2 separate regions of the Homo sapiens genome follow, and region 2 is linked to region 1. A link is a loop called in an ENCODE intact Hi-C map of the cell type or tissue named here. Cell type or tissue: endothelial cell of umbilical vein. All regions are shown on one strand.

Region 1 (8,000 bases):
AGGATTTATCCTCGGGAAATAATTGGAGTTGTGCCTTGAGTTTGCACGGCAATATGCCAGGACATTTGCAGTATTTACGTCATCTCCAGGAGTTAGGATCTGGTGGTCAAGAATGTGGCTTTGGCATCAGACTGCCTTGATTCAAGTCTTGCCTTCACCATTTGCTGGTTCTGTGACTTTGGACAAATCATTTAATCCTTTTGCCTCAACTGCTTCATACCTAAGATAGAATTGATATCGGCAACTAACTCCTAGGTTTACTGGGAAGAGTAAAAGTGTCAGTAAATGTGAAATACTTTGAACAGTGCATGGTGCTCAGTAAGAACTCAGTACATGTAAGCACCTATGCTTTCAAATGGACTCTCATTCGTTGAGAATTTTTCTTCATTTTCTTGCTGTAGTTGCTATTAGTGGAACGGTTAGAACCTTCTCTTTGTATTCTTTGCAAGCTTTAACCTACTGTTTTAGATATATTTGATCTTCAGTGAACAGTTGTTAGTATGTCAAGAAAAGTAATGAAGGTTCTTAAACTAAACTTAATTTTTTATGGAGGAACACAAGGCAATTTGCTAATTCGGGGATCTACTTCTCTTTCATGATAGCATCTGCAGATGTCATGACAGTTTTTCAAGACCCTGGCAACTTGATAATGTGGCCCAAATAGGGGGCCAATTTCATTCTGCTATGAGTCCAATTTAAACAGGCTCGATTGCGTCAAAATTAGACTTTTAATTATACTTTATCTAATGTCAGGAATCAGTGTTGTGCTTTAGCTATTTAAAACTTTGGCTTTCAATTAGAAATTTGATAGCAATGCATTGAATGCATCTCTTCATCATGTTTTCAGAATTTAAATATCTAACTTTTTTCTTCTTTGATTAAAGAGGATTCCAATCATTGCTGCTTGTATACAATGTAAGTTACATACGCTAATGCCTCTTCAGTTTTTTAATTTTTTTAATTTTATTTTTTAACATACCCCTTCATTTATCTATATACAAATTGTGTCAGAAGACAAAATTATTTCTGTGTTTTTCAAATAAAAAATAGGGTCCCTTTTATTTTTCAAGGAATGATCTTCTTTATTAAATATTATATTATACCACAATATAACATCTAGACATTGGGAGGGATCTTTGAAGATGGTGGAAGACAGTCTTGATATAATAAGATTGAAGATGAAAATAGGCTAATAGAATTGCAACCGATTATACTGGGTGTACCCACTGCTATGCTGTGAGGTAGGGATCAATGACAAAGCTTTGTGTACTTCCAGAGATTGGAAATATCTATACAAAGAGAGGTAAGGAGTAGCCTTTCCTTGTAAAAGTAGAATTGATTCCATATTATATATCCTCTGTATGTCCCCGAAATAGAAGGTCTGCTCCCATGAGCAGCTTCTCAGAACATAAGAAGAGCATCTGGGCTGAAAAAATGTTTCTTGTTTCCTCCTTGTTACCTATTCTTTGTATAGATCCGGGGTTTCAACGTAAAGGTCATGATTTTATCTCCTCAGTCATTTGTTGCTGGGCACAATTTGCCTTTATGGCAAGTGTTGTTGCTAGTTCTTAAAACTACCAGAAGAGATACTTACCCTCCTGAGCAGACAGAAGCTCAGGAGTGCCACAAAGATGAATATAGATTTTAAAAGAAATTTAGGTAAGAAACTAGGGAAGTGATAAATCATGGCCCCCTGTTAAACAGAAAACTCATTAACTGGAATACTGCGTTCTAGTTAAGTGACATTTTACTATCCTTTTTTGTACATAGAGCATTACTTCTTTAATAAAAGGATTACAGAAGCACAATATAAAGAGGGTAATTTAAAAATCTCTAAACAGTGAAAATACTACTTTTTACGCTTTGAAATGGCTTTTTATGTCCAGTCCGAGTGACACTTTTCTTCCTTAGTAAAATCAGCAGGCACTTCCAGGTGGCTGAAATCCACCCTGTGCATTGTTGCTGAGAACATTTATAGCACATTGTTCAGATTAGAATAGCTGAGAACGACAGGGGGCTCTTCAAATGTGCCTCATCGAGTCCCAAATTGGAGATGTGTTTTTGTCATTTCAAAGTTTTGGCAGTAGGGTCTAGGATTCAAAGCAAACACCAGCTCCTGCAGAACACAAGCCTTAATTAATTTCCAGCAGGAAATGAGTGATTGCCAATAAGCCATGAATTAAAATGGAATGGTTCACCAAAAACCAGGTCCTCATCTCAAATGAATAGCATTTCTTGCTGTTTTCTTGAAAGATCATCTCAGACTAAGAAGTGAGCAAGCTCCTATGACAGCTCTCTGTCTGTAAGGGGGTAGTTGGTATGGACAAACACCAAACAGTAAGTCCTGGCCCAGTAAAAAATGGGGACCAAATCTGATGGACTCAAGGGCATTTTGTCAGTATCTCTATCATGTAGCCTGCAATTTTTATGGAGAATCTGTCTATTTTTCTGGCTTCATTATTTATCATGTTGTCATTAAGATTCAGTCTTGAGAAGGTCCTTAAAGGTCAGCTGTTTTCATCATTCAGTCAGTGCTTACAGTACACTGGGGCTACTTCTGCCAAAGGGGTGTCCAGTTGCTGCTTGAACTCCTCTTGTGGCCAGAAACTACCCCCTTCTAAGAGAAGCCTGTTTCATCTCTGAGCAGCTCAGCCAGTTTTCATTTTTTCTTAAAATTGAGCAAAAACGAATCCCCTGTTGCTTAAATCCATTGAGCCTGGTTTATCCCTGAGGGCCAAACACAATGAATCAAAAACCTTCTTCTGCTTGATAGCTCTTTAATAAAAGGGGAAGGCAGGTCTCACACTCCCCCTGAGGGGCCTCTTCTGTGGACAAACATCTCTGAGCTTTTCCTATCTTCTTTGAGAGTGCTTTGTGTGTGTGTGTGTGGGTGTGTCCACTTGCTCTTATGTAAATTCTAATTACTATTGTAATAATAAATAGCCAATACATACAGAATGCTTCCAGTGGGCCAGGCAGTGTTCTAAGTGCTCCCATAATCCTCACAACAACTGTATGAACTGGTTACTAGGATTATCCCATTTTACAGAGAAAAAATGAGGCACAGAGAGATTAAGAAACTTGCTCACCAGGATCTGAATCCACTATTCCACACTCTTAACCCCAGCACTATAAAGTTTCTCATGTCCTCATTTGTCTATTTCAGCCATACCTGTCCTGGAGACAAGAGCCATTGCTAGTTTTCTATGGGGAACTGACATTGCTATCATCTACTCCACACTGGCTATATGCTAGGAACTATAGATTAGTTGGTCTGATTAATCCTTTGAACAGTCAGCAATCATTGTTTTTGAGGATGTGTTGTTGTTATTGTTGTTTGGTCCAGCACTTCCCCATACTATCCCCATTAATCATTAATTATGTTGTTAATTAAGAACACCTGTACTTAACTCGTGGCCATTTATTCCTTTTCTAGAACTATTTATTGTCTATATTTTAGAGAACCTTAAATATGAAAATGGTTAATCCAGAATTTTTTGCTTGGGCCAAGCAAGCAAAATGCATTGCTGCTTTATGAAGAAGACCTTCTTTTGGTAAGAAGACAGTTTTTCATATTTTCATAGCCAGCAATTAAAACCACATGAGACAGGAAAACCTTCAAATTCTTTCTGAGCAAAATACTCTTCCTAGTGAGAAATGTGCTCAAAGTGGTTAAAGATAATGGGAAGCAGCAGAATTAGGATTTGAACTCGTGTGCTTCTGGGCCAAAACCATGGAGTTCCCATTTTGCAAACACACCTTGGGGTCTGTAACCAGGTGCGGCTCCCTGCAGGTGCCAACCACCTGTGGTAAAGGCATGATGAGTCCACTTCCTGTAAGGCTCAGCCCTGCTAGTCGCGACTAGCGCCCTCTAGTGGTCCAAGAGAAAGGGTAAGGTGAGTTCCGGTTTATGATTTGACTTGAGGCATTCGGAGGCTAAACATCCACAAGGTTAGTTCCCTGAACCCCTATAAACCTTGCTATTTATATCTCTTCCTCAACTCTGAGGCCCTCACCCTACATCGGCTGCAGTACAGATTCAGCCTTTAGCGACGGAATTATGTACTGAAACACTCATTTCTGTGCCGCTGCAGTGGTTAGCTTTGATTTTTATAGAGATGCACATGAGAAAACAGTCTGAGCCTGGAGAGTGACTTGTGGGCTGCTAAGGTAAATTGAACCCATGTGTGTGGTATCCTCATGATTGGGAGCAGCAGCAGATGGTGGGCTAGGATGCCTCCAGAAATGGGCTTCGGAAGCATAAAATAAGGACTTGTTCTCTTACATCTGCCTCTGTTGGGGTGTTTAAAGAATTGTTGGGATTAATGCATTTTTCATTTGAAGTTTAAACACTCTCAGAGGATGTTTAGCCGATGGACTATTCTCATTATAGAATGAATTGCTTCACTGGGTTGCACTTTGCAAAGATTGGCTGCAGGGAGTAAGTGATTTGTTGGAAAAGAAGGAGCAAAAAAGGGTGGAAAGAGCAAAGACTCAGTGTCTCAGACAAGTCTTCAACTTTTCCTCTCCATCCAAAATGAATTCATTATGACTGAGAGGTTCCAGTTGGACTCCTGGAGACATTTAGAAGTGCCCCAGAAATGCCACCTGCAGGTCAGTGGTCATGTCAAACTAGAATCTTCTGCACAAGTCAAATATAAGAAGGAAACTTGTTTCATTTGAGTCAGATTTACTTAAGTTTTGGATTGACTCCTAGATCGGCTTCTCACTTTGGGCAAGCTCCTTAATGTCTGCAATCCTTGTTATTTTCATCTGTAAAGTGGAGCTTGTGATGCTTACTTTGTGAGATGTCTTTGGAATCAAGCGAAGTAATGTCTGTAATGCGAATAGCCTAGTGCAGGCATACAACAGATGCCCCATCTAATGGGATTATATTAAAATTATTGTTGTTTTAATATTGGTTATGAAAATATTGCAAAGTGAATGAAGAACTCTCCTTTTACCCAATTTTTTTGTTCAATTTTGTACGTGAACAGTTTAAGGAATCTTTTAACGGAATTTTTAAAAACACTTGGAGGCGGTGACTCTTTAAAAGCTAAACCATGAAATGTTACCATCAGAAAAGAGCTGCTGCTGCCATTTACAAGCATTAACCAAATCCTCAAGAATTAAGCTAGAACTGAGCACATTCTTAACAAGGTGGTTTCGAGTTTTCAGATACATCTTTATTTCTTCAGCTCATTTGCAAATACTTATCTCTGATTTAAATCATTCAAATGACTTCAGGAACACAATGGAAGCAGAGCAGAACTAAGTGTTTCCAACTGTCAGGTCTGGTGAGGGATGATGTAAAACGGGACATTTAGCTGGCATCCTGCATAGTCTTTAAATAGAATTAACAAAAGCTTCCACGTTTCAATGGCTAAAGGTAGTGTTTATTGTAAAGGCAGCATGCCTGGAGACCTAAGAGTGGGAGTAGGGGGGTGGGCATGGGCACGTGTGGGTGCAGGCAGGGCATTCTGAGGGGTCAGTTGAAAGGCTCTGTCTCTGGATTCAGCTTTAACTGGTTCTAAAATAATGAAGCAGAAATGACTTTCCTTCTCTCTCTGGTGTCAGCTTCAAATGAATTATGGATACTGAACCTACAGAGGTAATGCTGATTAAATAATTGAACAATCCATTGATTAACTACAGATTGTCAATTGGAATAATCTGTCGACGACCTGACTGCCCACCTTTAGCATTTAGACAGTATTTTAATGTTAATGAGGTTTTGAACTTTTTGTGCTTTTGGTTTGGTGGGGGTTTTTTTTGTTAGTTTTTGAGGGTTTTTGGTGGGTTTTTTATTTTTGGTTCAGCACTTCCCCACCTAATCCCAATTAATCATTAATTATGTTGTTAGTTAAGAACACTGGGCTGGGCACGGTGGCTCACACCTGTAATCCCAGCACTTTGGGAGGCCGAGGTGGGTGGATCACCTGAGGTCAGGTGTTCGAGACCAGCCTGGTCCAACATGGTAAAACCCTGTCTCTACTAAAAATACAAAAATTAGCCGGGCATAGTGGCACGCGCCTGTAATCCCAGCTACTCGGGAGGCTGAAGCAGGAGAATTGCTTGAACCTGGGAGGCAGATGTTGACAGTGAGCTAAGATAGTGTCACTGCACTCCAGCCTGGGCAACAGAGCAAGACTCCATCTCAAAACAAACAAACAAACAAACAAAACAAAAACACCTATACTTGACTTGTGGCTGTTTATTCCTTTTCTAGAGCTATTTGTTGTCTGCATTATAGAGAACTTTAAATATCAAAGTAGTTATTCCTGAACTTTTTACTTGAGTCAAATAAACAAAATGCATTGCTGCTTTGTGCTTTATGCAGAAGACCTTCTCCTGGTAAGGAGACAGTTTTTCATATTATAGCCAGCAATTAAAACCACATGAGATAGGAAGACCTTATTCTAATTCTTTCTGAGCAAAATACTTGCCCTTAATTTATTATTTAATAAACACATATATAGCACTTACCATCTGCCAAATTATTTATATTCTTTTAAATATTAACCAATTTAATCTTCATAGGGACTTTCTGAGTAAAGAACTATGAATGTTCAGCCGGGCGCAGTGGCTCATGCCTGTAATCCCAGCACTTCGGGAGGCCAAGGTGAGCGGATCACCTGAGGTCAGGAGTTCGAGACCAGCCTGGCCAACATGGTGAAACCCTCTCTCTAATAAAAACACAAAAATTAGCTGGGCACGGTGGCAGGTGCCTGTAATCCCAGCTACTCGGGAGGCTGAGGTAGGAGAATCACTTGAGCCTGGGAGGCAAAGGTTGCAGTGAGCCGAGACCGTGCCACTGCGCTGCAGTCTGGGCAACAGAGCGAGATTCCGTATATCAAAAAAAAAAAAAAAAAAAAAAAGGACAACTATGAATGTTCCTGTTTTACAGATGAGAAAACTGAAATACATGGAGGCTACATAACTTGTCAGAGATCACTAGTAAGTGGAAGAGGTGGGATTTGGACCCAGGTAGCGTCCATAGCTTAATCAGTGCTCTCTCAGTACTTTTTGGTCATAACTCTTAAATAAGTGTAATAATAATAAAAAATAATAATAATGTCTGCCATTCATAGCATTGTACTTCTTCTGCCTTTGTAGTGTAGTTCATTTTGAATCCCAGATAGGGACTCATAGATTTTTTTCTTTTTAATATTTAAAAAATCTCAGATTTGTTGACTTAAAATCCATATAGTTTTTTTTTTAAATGTGGACCTAGAACTGAGTATTATTGGGGGAAAAAAAACATTGTAAATTAGTAAGTAGTGTGGTTCATGGGATCATCAACTGTTAGCGCTGGGAGGAATAGTATTTTTCTGACCCATTTTATTTTGGGAATGAAGAATCTGAGGTGGGAGAATCTCTGGTTTTATACAACAGTAGGTTGCCCATGGCTTTCTTTCTGAGGAGACTGGGGGAGACACTTGGATAAGAGAAGGACTTCTGTGAACAAGGGGGTATGCTTTTCTAAAAATGATTTGATTAATCCTTGAAAATATCCTTCTACGAGGCACAGAGGGAAATCCTCCCTACCCCCGAATAATGCACAAGACCTTACTGGTCTACAAAGGTCCTGCAGATAGAACTAAGGACAAGAGAATTCCTATGCCGCTGTAATGGCCTACATAGGAAAAGCATTCTTCTTGTTGTTGAATAAGAAAACATAACATCCTCCAGATTTCTACCAGTGTTTTTCTTATGACTGGAAATAGTAAGTAGAACAATGTCATACTTGGACAACTATATTCAAACTGGCTAATAGTTTTGTTAATTGGGACTACAAATGAGAAATAGAAGTCCCATGATGACCTAGTCCATTGAAGTGTCAAGTTTAAGTCTCCTAGTTCAGAATCAAAGGGAGCAGCTATAGGGTGAGAAGCAATCGCGTCCATAATTCCGTTGACAGCAGTTTTCTTCGGGCTTTGATTCATAGCTCATCTGCTCCCTGCTGATTGCCCTGAGCTCAGCAATGCCATGCTGGTTTC
Region 2 (8,000 bases), 260 kb before region 1:
TATGCAGATTAATTTACATAATTTTATATAAAAATGGAATATAATGAATTTTTTCATATCACTTTGTAAAGCTTTTTGGCATTACCTTTTAATGCTGACCATGAGGACAGCCTGCAACCCAGCAATCCCAGACCTAGGTATACACCCTAGAGACACCCTTGCCCATATGCCCCAGGAGACATATACAGGGATGTTCATAACAGCCCCAAAGAGAGTAAAAGGAAAATAGAATCTCAGGACTCCAAACTCACTATGCTGAAGAGAAAGTTAAGCTTGGGAACTGAGTCATGCAAAAACCTCCTTCCTTTCATTCACAAAGTGATGGCTATAATTTCACAGGCTTACTTTATGTAAAAGGTAGATTTACTGAGCACACGATGAGTGCATAACTGACTTTTTCTTCTATTCCCTTCTTTTCCCATGTAAAATGTAGATTCACTGAGTGCTAATCAGAACTTCACAAGAATGTAACCACTTGCTTCCTTGCCTATCCACCCTTCTATTTTTTTTTTCTTTTTTCTTTTTCTCTCTCTCCTGCTTGCTCTTTCCCCTTTAAATATTGAAATCCCCAAGCCCTCAAGCTTTTTTTCCTGGAAAAAGCACAAGCTCCCCAAGATTTTTTGGGGAAAAACACAAGTCACAGGTTCTACTGTGACTTGAATTTCTTTTTCCCAGGCCTGCCCTCAACCTTGGCAAAATAAAATTCTAATTGACTGAGATCTGCTTCCATCACTTTTTGGTCTACTGAAGGGGCAACACACCTGTCCATCAATAGGACTGGAGGCACCAGACAATTGTGCCTTTCATCTTATGTGATATTTCTTTATCCTGTTAAGGCTTTCAATCTTAAACTCTCTCTCATGTGCTATTAATATTGTAAAACTTGTGTTCTTTTTATTTTTGTCTTGGAACTACAGTGTCAGTATTAAAATTTCCCTTTTTCTTAAAGAAATGTTTTCCTCCTTTCTTAAATTTTGTACAAATTTATTCTTCAAGTTCAGGAAGTTTACCAGGGAATTCCAGATTTCATTTATTCAGCTCTGTCAGGAGCTCATTTCATCCTTTAACCACGAAGAAACTATCTTGCCTCCACTTAGGGTGGTTTTTTTCTATTATTTAATTACTGCCTCCCCCTCATCTGTTCCTACTTACAGCATATTAGAGTTTCTGGAGTTTCACTCCAAATTGCTTTTGGTTCACCTCTTGATGGCCAAATCCTTGTAATGTGTTTGTGTTTAGAGAAATTTAAAAACACAGGGTCTTCTTGCCTGTTATATCTGGTCTGCTGGAGTCTGGCTGTGTCGCCCAGGCTGGAGTGCGGTGAGGCAATCTTGGCTCACAGGTTCAAGCAATTCTTCTGCCTCAGCCTCCCGCATAGCTGGCACTACAGGCGTGTGCCACCACGCCCAGCTAATTTTTGTATTTTTAGTAGAGACAGGGTTTCACCATGTTGGCCCACATGGTCTCCATCTCCTGACCTCGTGATCTTCCCGCCTCGGCCTCCCAAAGTGCTAGGTGTGAGCCACTGCACCCGGCCTGCTCTTGTTTTCAATATTTCTCCTGAATTATAAAATTTGAAAATGATCTGTTTTTGTTTTCAAAAGAACTTTATTTTGTAATTAAATCTTTGTATGTCTCTTTATTTATTGACTTACCAACTTTAGATTGTTAGTTAAAGTTGTCATCTGTTTCCTGGAGTGGTTATTTTTGCTGGAAGCTACCTGTGGAGGGTGATCGGACCCATGTCTTCCTTCCTGTGACTTCTGGGTTCACCTCACTTTATTATTATTTTTCTGCCTCCTGTGGATGACTCACCCTTAAGTCTAGCCTTAAGTAAATATTTGATATCTACCAGGAGCATTCAGGAAAAAAAAATCACACTTATTGGTGATAGATCAGAGGAATTCCCATTAAAGTCTTAAGGCAAGGATAGTTGCTATCATGGTCACTGCGTTGGTGATCATAACCAAAATAATATGACAAGAAAGAAATTAGGTAAATTGATTAGAAGTGAAATGAAAAGACTGACATTATTTACTGATGATATCACCTGCCCAGAAAATCTAACCATATCAACCAAAATATTGTTAGAACTAGTAAGAGAATTTATCAAGATGGTCAGATGTAAGACTAACCTACAAATCTCAGATAGCATTCGATACCAGTAATAAATGTTACAAAATATCTAGAAATAAATCTATCAAGAAATAAGTATAAGACATAAGAAGAAAATTATGAAACTCTACAAAAGGGAAGAAAAGGTAATGAGTATATAGAGAACCATGCAAAAATCTTAGATAAGAAAATTCCATATTATAAATATTTCAATTCTCCACACATTATGCTATAAATTCAATGCAATTACAAATAAAATTCACTTTGGAAATTGTTATAAAATCTTGAGAAACTATATTTAAATCTCATCTGGAGGAGAAAAAATAAAGATAAAAATAGCTAATGTACTTTTTATACAAAACAAAAATAATAAGGCATTACTTTCCTGGTCTGCTATCAGAACTTATTCTAAATCTGCAGTCATTAAAACAGTGTGGCAATAATTTTAGAAAATATGGAAGAGTCAGATAGACTAAATAGGCCAAAAGCCGACCTCTTTTCAGTGGGAAATTCAATAGGTGATAAAGATGGCATTTTAAATCAGAAACCAAAGGATGAATTCTTCAGTAAAGTATATTAAGATTGTGAATTCTGCATTTGGAAGAAAAATAAATTCGATTAACTGCTTCAAATTTGTTACAGATCAGGTTCTTCGGGAAGCAGTTTATGAGACAGGGATGTGTTGGCAGGAAGTTTTTTGGGGAGTTGCTCTTTAGATCGACACCTGGGGAATGTAAAGGAATCAGCAGTGGGCCCCAGGAAATGTCGAGCTGCAGTTTAGGCTCAGTTGAGGCCTGGGCCAACCCTAAAGGGAGCTGTGAAGCTGGGGTGTCCCTTTAGAGCTGTACAGTGCTGGGGTCAGAGGGCCAGCATTTATAGTCCCACAAGGATCAGTCATTGGATGTGGGCTGGTCCCCAGAAGGGAGCATGAACTTGGGCGAGGCAGCTCTCCCCCGCTGAGAGGGTTGACACTACAACATTCACAAAATGAATTCCAGATGTATCTAAAAAACAATGGTAGGAAACTAAGATATGGGGTGTGAGTTTTTTAAAAAGTAGAATGTATCATAATATAGGGTAAGAAGGCATTTCAAATGATAAATGAATTTGACAACTAAAAGATTGAGAAAGTCTATAAACATATTTTAACATAAAGAAAGCCAAATGGCACACTGGGAAAAAAATATTTGCAATGTGTTTTAATCAATGTGTGATGCACAGAATGCAACAAAAAGTAGCTTTCCTTTTGATTTCCAAAAGACAACCTCAAAATTTTTTTATTCTTTTTTTGAGACGGAGTCTTACTTATTGCCCGGGCTGGAGTGCAGTGGTGTGATCTCAGCTCACTGCAACCTCCACCTCCTGGGTTCAAGAGATTCTCGTGCCTCAGCCTCCCGAGTACCAGGAATTACAGGCACTCACCACCATACCCAGCTAATTTTTGTATTTTTAGTAGATAAGTGGTTTCACCATGTTGCCCAGGCTGGTCTCAAATTCCTGACCTCATTTGACCTGCCCACTTTGGCCTCCCAAAGTGCTGGGATCACAGGCAAGAGCCATCGCACCCAGCCTCTCAAAATTATTGAGTAGAAGCTTCAGAGGGCCCCACGACTTTTCTGTCCTATGTTCATGTGTCAGAGTCGAAAACACACTCTCATTTTAGTTCAGGATATTAATCAACACTTCGAACTTCCTTCTGAGATAAGATTTCTCCTCCTTCTCGCCAGCTCTGTGCTGCATTTGGTGGGGTCCCCGGCCATTAGAGAGGGGGATGTGGTTGGCTTCTGTTTGTTCTTTTATTTCGTCTTCCCTCATACCCTCTAGCTAGCTGTGGCTTTAGACCCTGCCTGGCAGAAAAGTGTGGGCAGGAGGAAGGAGAGGTGAAGATATGGAGCTGGAAAACTTCCAGTTTGCTGGGGATGGATTTTGTCACCGCTGACTTCTTGTGTTCTGGGGCTGGCTGATGTTTAAAGGGAACTCTCTTACATAAGATATTTGGTGGGGTTTTTGGATACCCCAATGGCCTCTCTCAACCCCAACCACAGCATTCGCACCTTCCTGGTTCATGCCTCCGATTCACTGGTGGACTATACCTCAGACTCTTGCTGTTAGAGCTCCCACATCCTTCCAGATCATTTAAGCACAGTTGAGAAAGACACTCACATTCTTGGACCCACTGTGAGTGGAAAAATCTTTCCTTCCCAAATGTAGCCCTTTACAGTCTCTCTAACTAGTTTGTCACCGTCTAGACCTCTTGAAGAAGAGGCAGACAGTAGTCTGCTTTTTCCCACCTGCAACCGCATGGAGAACGTTGCTCCTTGGTGTGAAGGGAAGGAAGGCGCTTTGCTGGTTCTGTGGGACCTGGGCTCAGGCAGGAGGACTCGCACCAGGCAGAGCCTCTGTTAAGAAATCCCTTACGAATCCCTGTCCATCTTCTCAACCTGCTGTGCATAAAGATTTTCATTTGTTTGTTTTAGGTTCAAATGTATTCTTTTTGAGAACATCCTGTCACGATATATAACTGAAAAGTGATTACCATCCAGAACTCATAAGGAGCTTCTACAAATCAACAAGAAAAAGACAAATAGCACAGTAGAGGAATGTGGGAATGGTATATACAGACAAATACAGAAGGAGAATTAAACAAAGAAAAGATGCTCAAAGTCACTGATCATCATCAGAATAGAACTGAACTCAACTGGCACTTGGATGTCAAAATTAAAGACATTTAAAGCATCTAGTTTGGCAAAAATGTAGGGAAGTAGATGCTCTCATGCACTGTAGTGGGAGTATGAATTGGCATTTTGACAAGGACTATACAAATTTTTGGAAAATGTTATTTGGCCATATAATTAAAAATTCAAGTCCTCATACCCTGCAATCCATTAGAAGAGACTATATTACATTTTCCAGTGATGAGTGAAAATGGATCATCAGAGATCAGGAAAATATGCACAGTTGTAAAACAGAGATTTATTTTTGTGCACATCTGATTTGTGATTATTGAAGTGTTTGCAGCATCTGTTTTACCCATGTTTTTATGAGAATATATTCCTGCAACACTTACGCACTTAAATTTAAGAAGTCGCTTCATTTTATTACTGTTTTGTAGTAACGTAGTTCCACAAATACAACATTTGTTTTACAAAACATAAAATGATTTCATCATCACACTCTGCTCTTTCCCGGGCTACTAGCTTTAGAGGAGGTAAGCAACACCTTCTTAACAATCATTTAATTGCAGCTTGGGAAGAATTACAAAATTACAGAATTAGACAAGCATGACATTTCTTTAAGCCCTGGTTTACCCATTTCACTAGGTTATCACCTATATTCTTTTGAGATTAAAAAAATCAGATTAAATTCTAATTTTCATATTAAAATTGTTTCATATTAAAATTGTAGAAATAAAATTTTCTACAGCCAATCCATATTCAAATAATCTTCTGCTTAAGAAGGTGTCTCCGTGGCCCATTTCCTCTTCCATAGAGTTGCCCTTCTAAGAGAACTTGGGCCTCAACAATCATATTTCTATTAAAATGGGACCGTGTCCAACCTATTTCTATAGCTAATTGGATCTTGATGTTCAGGTGACCCAAGGTATATTAATCAAAATGTCTCTCTTCAGTATCTGGGAGTAAGATTGAGACACTAAAGAGTCTGGACTCGTTGCTTGAACAGGAAACAGAAACAAGAGAGTTAGACGTATTCAGAAGGAGTTCAAATTATTCTGCAGAGAGGAAAAAATAAAAGCAGACACACAGAGAGAAGTTGAGAAGGAGACAAGGTACAGCTGCCTACTCCCCTAATTCCATAATGGCTTATTCCATAACGGTTCATAGTCGTTTTCTTTGTTTGGAAATAATCACTATCAGTAATAACATTTACTGAGCATGTACTGTTTGCCAGAAACTATTCTAACCACTTTACATATGATATACTGTCTCTTTCAATCTCTATAGCAGCCAGATGACTAAGGACTCTTACAACCCTATAAATGGAGGCAGAGTTTATCTACCTGTGGCCTTAGAACTAGTAATGCAGATAGCAACAATCTGAACCCAGGCCGAATGACTCCAGAGCCTAGATTTGCTCTCTCCTTATCTCTCTTAATTAGCTTTTCTTTTAATTTTGCTCCCTGCTACCGCAAGTCCTTATTTTGAAAATTCCCTCTTTGTCCCTAATATTTTCTTTGGCGTCACTCCCACCCACCGAGGATAAAATCCGCATCATGTTTTGCTTTGAGTTGTCAGATTCTTTTAGTCTCCTTCAATCTAAAATAGACCCCGATGTTTTATTTTGTTTTGTTTGTTTGTTGGTTTTCTGTCCCATGCCTGTTCACAGTTATCTACTGTTGCATAACAAACTACCCTAAAAGCTTAGCAACTTAATGCCATTAAAAAACAACCATTTAATTTTGGTCATAGATACTGTAAATATAAAAAAATGGACAGGGCACAGTGGAGATGGCTTGTCTTTGCTCCACGATGCTGGTGCTTCAGCACCTGAGTAGCTGGAGGCTGGAATGCCCTGGAGTGTTCTTCATTGACATGCCTAGGGCTTGGGCTTGAATGATTCTAGGATTGGATTCAGCTGTGACTATCACTCGGAACACTCACACACGGCTTTTCCATGTGGCTTAGGCTTCCTTACAACATGGTGGCTGCAGGGTAGTTAGACATCTTACATAACTGCTCATGGCTTCATGACCACATATTCCAACACTACATTTAGAAGCTGCAAGGCCTTTAATAACCTAGCCTCAGAGTCACATGCTGTCACTTCAGCTCTACTGTGTTGATCAAAACAGTCACAGAGGAGGGAACCCAGACATCCCCCTCCCCCATATATTATTGGGAATAGTGTCAAGGAATTTACATCCATGGCTTAAAACTACCACAATATCCTTGATATTTTTGAAGCATCCAGGTCAGTTAAACAGATTTTGAACGGTCATGTCATATTGTTGCCTTCTACAAGTTATCCTGTTGACTTTCCAATTTTTATTTTCTAACTCTAGTTTGAAGTGGATTTCTGTTAAAACTTAAAGAGCTCTAAACAATAATGAAGAATATTTCAAATGTTTTAATTGTGCTGAACTCTAAGTATATTGTGCAGTAACAAGCAGGCACGTCTTCAACAAAACTGCTGTTTATTGTTGAAGAAAAAGGCTATGACCTTCACTTTCTCTGGCTCACATCACCGAATCAAAAAACAACATGTAATGCCTATAACTCAGAAGGAATATTGAATCATAACATCTTCTGGCATGCATCACAGCATATTGCAGGGAGAAAAAGAAGACTGGTGTGCCATTTTTTTAATTGTTATTTTACTTTGAGTTTTGGTATATACATGCCGAATGTGCAGGTTTATTACATAGGAATATATGTGCCATGGTGGTTTGCTGTACCTATCAACCCATCGTCTAGGTTTTAAGCCACACATGCATTAGTTATTTGTCCTAATGCTCTCCATCCCTTTTCTCCCCACTCCCCAAAAGTCCCTAGTGTATGATGTTCCTCCCTGTGTCCATGTGTTCTCACTGTTCGGCTCCCACTTATGAGTGAGAACATGCGGTGTTTGGTTTTCTGATCCTGTGTGAGTTTGCTGAGGATGATGGTTTCCAGCTTCATCCATGTCCCTGCAAAGGGCATGAACTCATTCTTTTTATGGCTGCATAGTATTCCATGGTGTATATGTGCCACATTTTCTTTATCCAGTCTATCATTGATGGGCATTTGGGTTGGTTCCAAGTCTTTGCTATTGTAAATAGTACTGCCATAAACATACGTGTGTGGTGTGCCATTCTTTTAACAAAAATTCTAAGGATATGAAATTCTCAACCAAGAAAATTTTTAAAATAAGGTTTATTGATATATTAT

Evidence for each region. Peaks named below come from ENCODE experiments on the same cell type or tissue, not always from the same donor. Only the 100,000 strongest peaks of a DNase experiment are listed, where the experiment ranks them.
Region 2: it touches region 1 in a loop (3-fold over the local background); 16 of 110 quality-filtered maps call a loop at or near these places.

What each region holds. Positions count from the first base shown.
Region 1 is chr20:8,301,764-8,309,763 of GRCh38, forward strand. All of the region lies in intron 2 of PLCB1 (phospholipase C beta 1), which reads left to right. Among named protein-coding and RNA genes, the nearest start is that of PLCB1-IT1, 57 kb to the left of the region's middle. RefSeq lists an enhancer at 7,627-8,000. In endothelial cell of umbilical vein, a CTCF peak has its summit at 3,871 (motif pointing left); no DNase peak of the experiment used is centred here.
Region 2 is chr20:8,046,466-8,054,465 of GRCh38, forward strand. No RefSeq gene overlaps it. Among named protein-coding and RNA genes, the nearest start is that of TMX4-AS1, 31 kb to the left of the region's middle. In endothelial cell of umbilical vein, no CTCF peak of the experiment used is centred here; a DNase peak (open chromatin) is centred at 3,886; H3K27ac peaks cover 673 bases.